2 separate regions of the Homo sapiens genome follow, and region 1 is linked to region 2. The links are chromatin loops, found by intact Hi-C in ENCODE. Cell type or tissue: CD4-positive, alpha-beta T cell. All regions are shown on one strand.

Evidence for each region. Hi-C counts contacts between places; a loop is a spot of excess contacts. Peaks named below come from ENCODE experiments on the same cell type or tissue, not always from the same donor. Only the 100,000 strongest peaks of a DNase experiment are listed, where the experiment ranks them.
Region 1: a loop joins it to region 2, with 4 times the contacts of the local background. A loop is called at or near these places in 2 of 110 quality-filtered maps.

What each region holds. Positions count from the first base shown.
Region 1 is chr5:80,753,347-80,758,346 of GRCh38, forward strand. All of the region lies in intron 12 of MSH3 (mutS homolog 3), which reads left to right. Among named protein-coding and RNA genes, the nearest start is that of DHFR, 100 kb to the left of the region's middle. In CD4-positive, alpha-beta T cell, no CTCF peak of the experiment used is centred here; a DNase peak (open chromatin) is centred at 2,525; H3K27ac peaks cover 2,579 bases.
Region 2 is chr5:81,106,033-81,111,032 of GRCh38, forward strand. It overlaps RASGRF2 (Ras protein specific guanine nucleotide releasing factor 2), which reads left to right. Exons shown (of 27, transcript NM_006909.3): 13 at 2,964-3,046. Among named protein-coding and RNA genes, the nearest start is that of CKMT2, 120 kb to the right of the region's middle. In CD4-positive, alpha-beta T cell, a CTCF peak has its summit at 2,566; a DNase peak (open chromatin) is centred at 2,559.

The sequences.
Region 1 (5,000 bases), 350 kb before region 2:
ACTTGCCTGTGTTTTCTTTTGCCTGTAGCTACCGTCAGGAATGTAGGGAGACTTTAGGAGGATTACTGGTGAGTAGGTAGAGTCTTTTATGGGGGCCTACTCTCAAAATAATATAACCATGAACAATTGAGGAATGTTTTTTTGTGGTCCCTTTTATTTATGCTCTAAACTTGACTAGTTCTGGGAATTGAGGAATCTCAACCTCACGTTCTGATTGACTAAGTAAATGCTAATGTGTTCGTTAACACAAAAGGCAATGCATTGGTTAGGGAAGCTAGCTGTTAACACAAAGACCCCAAAAAGTCTAATGGCTCTAATGTTGTGAAAGTTAATTTCTTCTTTTTTTTTCTTTGCATAAACAATCCATGGCCTTTCCACATTGGGGGGTGGGGTGAGACTCTCATCACATAGGCAGTTAGGAACCCCAGAGGCTCTTCAGTTTTAAACGTGTAGCTTCCAACGTCATCTTGAGAACTGATATTCAGCAGTGGAAGGAGAAAGAACAGGGAGGATATACATTTATGGCTTTTATGTGAGGCAGGCCTTGCATTGGCACATACCCTTCTGCCTAAATCTGATTATAAGCAGAATGCATTCCGATGGTCACAGCTTACTGCGGGGGCTAGCAAATGTCTGCTTGTTTTTCAAGGAATAGGAAGAAATGTTTAGTGAATACCTAGCAGTCTGTTGCCAGAGATGGTTTTTGTTGTTTCAATTCCATTGTACATTCTTCTTAGCATTTAAAAAATTATTTGAACTTTTGAACAGGCAATATCTTCACATACTTTAAAAGTTTGAAAATCTGAAAAGTTACACAGTAAAATGTTTGCTTATCATTCCTGCCCCACATCTACTCAGATCCCACTAGGTAATCATGGTTATTACTTTATCATGTATACTTCCAGAAACCTTTTGTTTAAAAAAGCAAATATGAATTTTATATATATATATATGAAATCTCTTCCTCCCTTATTACATAGATGGAGCCATAATATACCCAGTACTTTGTACTTGGCTGTTTTCCCTTAGTAGTATAAGATAGTTATTTTAAATTTTGTATTATTCAGTCTCAGTGACAAGGTGGCGTTCCCAGCGTCAGGGAATTTCTAATCTAATCTGGTCAAGGTATAATCTACTAGTAAGGAGGAAGAGATACAAGTAGTGGAAGCTTTTGTACTAAAATCAAATACTTACCTGTTACTCACTCTATAACTCAATACCACATTTAGAGCAAATGAGTAATACCTTTATAAGTCAAATTAGATTTTTAGAAAACTGCTTTAGGAAATTAGGCATGCTAAGATAATTCTTGGCATTTAAATCACATAATTAAGGGAATAGAAAATGGTTTGTGTTAGGAAATAGATCTTTGACTACATTTTTGCATGACTTTCTGATGTACTAAGTACATTTTAGTGGTCAATGTTCTCTACATTAAATGGCTTTTGTTTTGGTAAACCCATATGTTTGGAGTATTAATGGTTGTATTTCTAATTTGTTACCCTGGCCCAAATGATGAAGTAATAGAATGTTGCATATTTCCTTCCACTTAACATTTAATTTGTGTTAATGAAACCAAATGTCACTTTTAACTCTGGAACTTCTAAAATGAACTACACCGGGAAGCCCTCTGTATTCTTTGTGGTTTCCCATGTTCCATGAGCCAGCAACCGGGTGTTCACTTGCAGTGACTCTGGTTTACTCAGCCCCTGGGGATGCATTACTGCTCGGAAATGGGAAGGGAGAGTAGCAGGTGGTGCGTAATTGAGAGCTGTGTTTGATTGGGACTGACCTGGTGCCCCTTTCCTCTGCCGGTTTGAATGAGAGTTTAAAGGAGGAACTGCTGCTGCTAAGAACAAAATGAACCCGAGTGCCTCTTACTGTTTGTCCCGACTGTCAGTGCATAGGGATTAACTAACATCCAGGAACTTTTAGCTGGCCTCTGCTTTGTTCTTCAACATTCGGACCTTCAGTGAGCTCTAGACCTGCACAAACGACCTGCAGCAAATGGCAGCTTTCATTTGGGCTGAGGAAGAGGAATATTGGAGAGAATGAGGAGAAGGAAATAAATATCTTTCCTTTTTGGCCCTTCCTGCTTTATCTTTCTCCATCTTTATGCCTTTATTAATGAGGATTTTCCAAATATCGGTCTTCAAAAATGCCATAAGAAGACTTCATTTTCTGTGGTTTTAATGTCATAAAATATCTCCTTATGTGAAATAACTAGATATGCTGGATCAAGCATAACAAACATCCCTTTAGGACATTGCTGAATCTGTATTTAAAACATAAGGGAAGAACTGAGGGAACAGATGGAAAAAGGAACTGGAAATGGAAGTGAATTGACTGCTGCAGCTGCCCTCTGGGCTCCTGCAGATCTTGGTAATCAAAAGGATTGGGGTTCAACTGCCTTGTGGGAGACAGGAGACAGGGTCTTGGGTCCATTTAAGTTAGAGATACCATAGTAACGTGAGACACTCAAAGGACTGTGGTCTCAGTAGAGAGGTGACAAATACGTCTTGACCTGTTCTTGCCTGAGGAAAACGTTTCTAAGAATTCTTAACCACAGGCCCTCCCTCATAGATTTTCAGTTTCAATTTATACTCTGTGTGGTCTGGCAATTTCCAAGCTGTGAAACTTATTTAAAACAGTCTGATGGTACTCACATAAATCACCAAGTTAAAAAAATACAAAATAGAATAAAAAATATGAGCATGGAAAATAAATACTATCAAAAGGGCTCAGATTGATTTAAAAAGGAAACACAGACAATTCTTTAAGACTGAATGGACTAAAGAACTCATTCATGTAACCAAAAACCATTTCTGCCACAAAAACTATTGAAATTAAAAAAAGAATGACTTAAATAAGAATGGATCTTATACTCCAAAAAGAAAGAAAGAAAAGAAAACAACAACAACAAAGCAGGATATGGGTTAAACAAGAATAGAGGAAATAACTGAAATGCAAGATAATACCTGAAGAAATTACCTAGAATGCAGCACAGGGTGGCAATGTCAGGCCTTCAGTGTTTCTTCTCTGGATTTTTGAAACAGCTTTCTAACTGGTATTCCTGACACTGTTCTTATGTGCATCCAGACTATTAGCCTTGGATCCCAGCTCCTGTGATCACATTTTCAAACCTTCACCCTCCATTTTCCACTAATCTTTTATAGACAATAGCTAATCTTTTACTCAATAGCTACCCCCAGGAAATCCTCCCTGATCCTAAAACTGCATTTGTTCGTTAGGTGCTCCTGGCCTGTGTTCCCATTGTACCTAGATCATAACCCAGTTATAATCTTATTACATTGTTATCATTAATGCTTTTTAAAAAGTTTTACTATTCATCACTAGAGTGTAAATTGTTTGTAGACTAGCAAAGCTCTGTTAACAATTATAGCCCTAATGTCTACCACTTTGTACAATTAGTACTTTGTAAGCACTCAGTAATTGTTCATTGAATGTAAGAATGAATGGTGTATGTGAAAGGTGAAGCTATATAGGTCTAATGATGCTTAGATCCTAGGAAAGGGCCTATGGTTCATGTTTCTGACAGGAGATTATTTAGGTAGTTCATTTAGCCATTTCACATGACCAATGTGTTAATGTCTGAATTTAATCTACTCGTTCTGTGCTGTCTTAAAAGTCAAACTTTTCAGTAAAACGAAACCAAACAAAAAATACACCCCTAGCAGTTTGTATTTCAGCTCCCCACCCCCACCAGACAACTTTTTTTAAACATTTTATGTTGGTAGGTACATAGTAGGTCTATATATTAAGGGTATATGAGATATTTGTTGCAGGCATACAATGTATAATAATCATATCAGGGTAAATGGGGTATCCATCACCCCAAGCATTTATCATTTCTTTGTGTTACAGATATTCCCATTATACTCTTCTAGTTATTTTTAAATGTACAATAAATTGTTGGCTGTAGTCACCCTGTTGCACTCTCAAATACTAGATCTTATTCAATATATCTAACTATACAAAATTATCTTAAGTTTGAATTATAGAGGCATTTTCACAGTAGCAACCAGTAGGTACTGACTCCATCACTGACAATAGCTATAGGTCACACTCTGTGTTTCTGAGTGACAGCCACACATGGTAGATACTCATGTCACCACCTAGTTTATCTTCAAATGTGAAGGACTCCAGTGACACTCACATTTAGTCCTTTCATCTTTGGTAGTAAAGATGAATCTTTGTCATCCCCAGGACCTCTTCTTTTTGTTTGTTTGGTATATGGAATGAAATGACTCAGGTGCCTTCTTTCAGTTAATTTAAGTTGTATAGTAAGATCAACCGTAGAATACTATCAGTCATCTTGGAATAATATCTTTATCATCATCCAATTGATGATGCTTCTTCCAGTTTTGTTTCCTGTTGCTATCACTCCATCTGTCATTAATTGCACTAAGATAATAATTCTCTATTGTGTGGCCTGACATACTGTTTTATTACAATTATTTGGAAGGTCTTGTTACTACTGCACATTAAAAAACAATTCTAAGGTATGTGAATTGTTTAATATTTAAAAATGTAGTCATTCTTGCTTATTTCCATTCTGATCTTCGTACAGGAGTTGAAGATGGAATTATACCTAACCGCAGTGATGAGAAATTTGTGGTGAACAGTGTCACATACCCTTTCACTCTCTCCCTGCCCATTTAGACCTCCATAATTATTAATAGTTACATTGTGCTTTCTCAATGCAACCTACTGTCCAGTCTCAGCACAGCGAGTACTTCAGATCATTACTACTTGTCAGGTTTAGCACTCAAGATCCCAGGACTAGCTTTTCTTGTATAATTCCCACTTGTTGTTCACTTTGCACAAAATACCTGTTTACATATCTATGCCCTAAGGTTTGTCCATACATAGTTATTTCTGAGCTCATATTTTGGATGCTATTTATCCCTCTTCCATGCTGTTCTTTGTAGTGTCTACTACACAAAATTTGTAACGATGTGGTAACAGTAAACATTTAT
Region 2 (5,000 bases):
AATGCTGTGTAATCAATGCATCTTCTTGGTGCTCTTGAGAATTCAAAACATAGACTGTCTAACTTTGTTTAAACTCTGGGTGATTCGAAAGACATTTGGCTATGTTTTTTTCCTTTTAAATATATTTGCATCAGAAAATTTAAAATTGCCTTATAACCATGGCCATCTTTGATTTTACCTTGTTTTTTTCTCTTGCTTTTATTCAGTAGTTCATCAATTTTTATTATTCCTTTCTTCAAAATATGTATGTCCACCCTTTCCTCTTCATTCTCACAGTCTGCCTTAGGGGAGGTATGAATCATTTCATTTACTGATTCAGTATTATTCTGATCATCCCTTGGGTCTCCATTCATTCTCCCCTCGTTTCCATTGAACGAATACCACCATGAGGTCAGTTTAGATCTTTCAGCGTAAGTGAGCTGCTTAGAAACCCTCAGTGGCTTCCCATCTGCCTATAGGATAAAATTAAAATTCAAGACTCCTTTCTCTATAGCCTGCCTCCAACTGATTTCTCTGTCCTCTCTCTTACTTTCTTCTCCATTATGAATGCGTGCACCAGCCAGCCCCATCTCTTCATTCTTCCATGTATGTTCCCACTTTGAAACAGGGCCCTTGATGTGTATTTTCATCAGGTCCTGACAGAACTTTCCCATAGAGAGGTAGTGTGGCCTTTCTTGGGGCACAAGAGGATATCCCACTTACTGGCAGCTTGGCTTGCTGGTTGAAACACTGACTCTACATAACTGGACACACAGGATGCAGCAGTTTCAGGATTTCTGGGAAAACACTATTTCCAACTTCCTGATGCTCACGACTTACACGAACTAGGATAAGAGAAGCAGCATTTCTTCAGTGTGAAGAAGAGCAGCCCCTGCTTTTTTCTAGAAAGTGTGAAACCTGTGCTTGCAACCAGACCAGCAGAGGAAGGATGGGCCTCTGAGTCACATTCTTTGGGGTCCACTACAGGGTTGTGTGTTTGGAATTGTACTTTCAGCTGTTTATACAAAACAGTTTGCCAAAACTTGTAGTTATTTAAAGATATTGTTGGCCAGGTGCAGTGGCTCGCACCTGTAATCCCAGCATTTTGGAGGCGAAGATGGGAGGATCGCTTGAGCCCAGGAGTTCAAGGCCAGCTTGGATAACATAGCACGAACCTGTCTCTACAAAAAAAAAAAAAAAAAAATCTCACTGTGGTAGCACACACCTGTAGTCCCAGCTACTCAGGAGGCTGAGGTAGGAGGATCACTTGATCCTAGGAGTTTGAGGTTACGGTGAGCTATGATTGTGTCACTGCATTCCAGCCTAGGCAACAGAATGACAGTGTCTCTAAAAAATAATAATAATAACAAGATATTGTTGAGGACATTGTTCACTACATTATTCAATATTTCTCTTGATGAGAACCCATGAGATAATTGTCCTGTCTGGTCCTAGACCAGGATTAATTGACTTTCTACTAAACTGTGAATTTCGTAGCTAACACTGAGTCCCTCTTTGAGTTGACTACTCCACAGCCCTGCTAATTTTGAGGCTCACTTCTGGCAAGCGCTCTCAACATAAAGTATGTGTGGTGGTTCCATTTCAGGCTTCGTCTTATTGTTTGCCATCCTTTATCTAAATCATCTCTGATTTTCTCACTTATCTTGACTCTGTCTTATTATATGTGTTTTTGTAATCCACTCGTGGGATAAGGTGGAGCATAAATTCACATATAAGCAAAAATGGCCAAATTTATAGGTAGATGATCATAATTATTTATATGAAAATATAACTCCAAATTACTTCCAGATGCTGTAGCTTAAGGAAATATATTGAAGGGGAGCTTAAAAATATTCTACTTACTTGCCACAAGTGGCATCCTTTATGCTTTGTAGTTGAAATAATGGCATAAGACATGAGGAAAACAAAGTTTTAAGGAAAAACAAGTATGAAAATGGCTGAAATACTAAGTAGACTGAATAGTCAGAATTCCAGTGATCTAAAGTTTCTTACCGGCATATTCACTCTTTTATTAGAACATTGGTGTTTAGGGTAGACCCTGAGTTCAGGACCTATGTGAGGTCACGTTGCAATCAGCTTCACTGCACTATTTAATTATAGCCACAAAACACTATATAGTATCATAGCGACTAGAAGCTATTTTTTATTTTAAAAATTGATTATATTTTTTCATTTTCCTGTTTTGTTCAAAGGGAATATGTATAAGTCAAAATAAATTCTTCTCTAACCCAAAATAATTACAGAGAGAAAACGCAAATTGATAAGGCATAGATTAAATAATGAAGGCAGAGAAAATTAGCACAGCTTCCTGAACTCTCCTCTTGGAAAAGAGAAAAAGATGATACAAGGCTTTAAGCATGCCAGAGACAGGAGAAATTACACACTGTCCCTTCACCAAACAGCATTAGTATCAGTAGGGGCTGCCAGAGGTACTAGTAAAATGTGGGAATTTATTGGCAAAGAATACCTGAGAAGCAGAGGCAGAGCTTACTAGTGAGACAGAAGATGAATTCCATCCTAGGAAGCCACTATTTCCAATCTGACTACTCTACACCACCCCCTGGTTGCAGAAAATGAATATAGCAAGAGCAATCATGGTCAGGTCCCAATCACCTCTCAAATAGCATTGGAGCTGCCAAAGAATTGTGACAAAGTGACATTGTGGTCAGAATTCTTGGGAAACACATTCAGGGGAAGTACAGCTGTTGTATCTGTCCTCAGGTATTTGTCAGGCATTTAGTTGATACAGTTTTGGTGTCTGAATACTGAATCTGTTCATCAGTGTATAATATTTACCTACTCTGTGTGTGTGTGTGTGTGTGTGTGTGTGTGTGTGTGTGTGTGTGTGTAAGAGACAGGGAGAGAGAAATTGAATGGATTCTTTTAGCTATAAACAATTGTGGGAATATATGATCTGCCTAGGCTTTCATGTGGGTTGTAATTGTCAACTTTTTATTTCACAGTGTGTGGACAATATACGATGTAATGGTTTAATGACTATAGTGTTTGAAGAGAATTCCAAAGTCACTGTGCCACATATGATTAAGTAAGTGTGAGAATCCTTTCCTTTACATTTTAATCAAGATTAAATTGGCGGAACATGTAAAACCTTGAATAAAATACTGTGTCAATAGAATTCTGCTTCTTGTTGAGAATATGTTTCTTGACAGGAATGCAGTGATTCATATGATTCCATTATAAATGAGACTATCAAAATGGTTTTTCACATTCACAGTTTATTAACTCATAGCATAGAAAAATTGTTTTTTATACTGTTACATATGTCTTCACTCAGGACAAAATCCTAAGATGTTCAAGTTCCATATAAAAATTAAAATAATAGGCCAGGTGCGGTGGCTCACGCCTGTAATCCCAGCACTTCGGAGGCCGAGGCGGGTGGATTACCTGAGTTCAGGAGTTTGCGAACAGCCTGGCCATCCTGGCCAACATGGTGAAACCCCATCTCTACTAAAAATACAAAAAGTTAGCCGGGCATGATGGCGGACACCTGTAATCCCAGCTACTCGGGAGGCTGAGGCAGGAGAATCACTTGAACCCAGGAGGCAGAGGTTGCAGTGAGCCGAGATCACGCCATTGCACTTCAGCCTGGACAACAGTGCAAGACTCCATTTAAAAAAAAAATACCAACGAAGACTTCAGTTTTGTGCCTGATCAGTTGTTGCTGGCACCCAAATGCATCTTTTGTCCCCCACTGTGGCAGTTTACCAGTGTCTACGTCCAATCTCATTTGTGTAACCACTTACATACAGACCAGGACTTTTCTGCCTTTGGGTGCACAGAGGTGACACTTAATGAACTGGAATTGTTCTCCTGTTAGGACAGAAACCTGTATCTTGGACTGTAAAGATTTTCTATTAAATCCAACATATCTATAGTACACTAGATTTATTCCCAAGGCAGAGTGAAGTTTTATGTATATACTACTATTTTTTCCCAGCCTTATTGAGCCTGATTATCCTCAATCAGAGGAAAGAGATTTTTGCAATCTCTGTTCCTTCTGATGGCTCTATTCTTCCCTGAAGTTTGTATTCCTCCCTATGTATCTATTTCCCTATCTATAAACTATGAAGAAAAATCCCAATGTTTCTCAGAGTTAAAAGAAAAAAAATTATCTTATTGTAACTGTGTCTTCTTACTGACAGGGCGTCACTTTGTAAGCACTCACTTCCTTTTAAAACTTACCAATTATAATAGATGATTTGGGTTTGATCTCTCAAGATTGCTTTTTAAGTGTTTACCAAAAAGGAGTTGCTGTTATCATAGGAGACTTCAGTAATGTATTATATTTTTCTTGAGTGTCTCTTAGGAAATAAAGTAAGATTCTACTCAGTGTAATAAAAGAAAGCTAAATAATTTCATAATATTTAATTTCTTTACTTAAAATGAAAATGTAATCACGATTTTGAAGGAAAGTGGTGTAATTAGTCAGTTTTATTTTAATTTCATGCTGGCTTCAACACATTTTTTGTCCTAGTGTTTCAAATAAGCTAATTATAGTCAAAAGATGCAAAGCTCAAAACTACAAATAGAATGTGAAAATCATGACGCTTATTAGGTGAAAATATCCCTTTATAGGGTATGTAGACTATGACTTCTTTTAATAATACTTGATCTCAACTTTCTTAGAAATTAGAGATTTTTTGGTGGAAAATGATGGGATAACAAGTGATTATCTAGCTCAGCCATCTTCTGGACAGGGTGATGAATTCATAAAATTTTCTCAGATCTTTTTACGAATGAGCAAATTAAGAACCAGAAAAATAAAGTTGGTTGAGGGACACATAGTGAGTGGAAGAAAGAGCCTTGTTATTTTCAAGAATCTCAAAAGATGCACTTGGGCATTTCAAGATCAGTAATGTAACTCAAGCTAACGGGCCACCCCAGTCAGCTCCTTGGCAGGGTGAAGCTGCTCATTGAAAATGCTCTTTCAGGCCTGCAGATGAAGTACTTCCATCTGCACTGAGCATACTTTGGGCTGG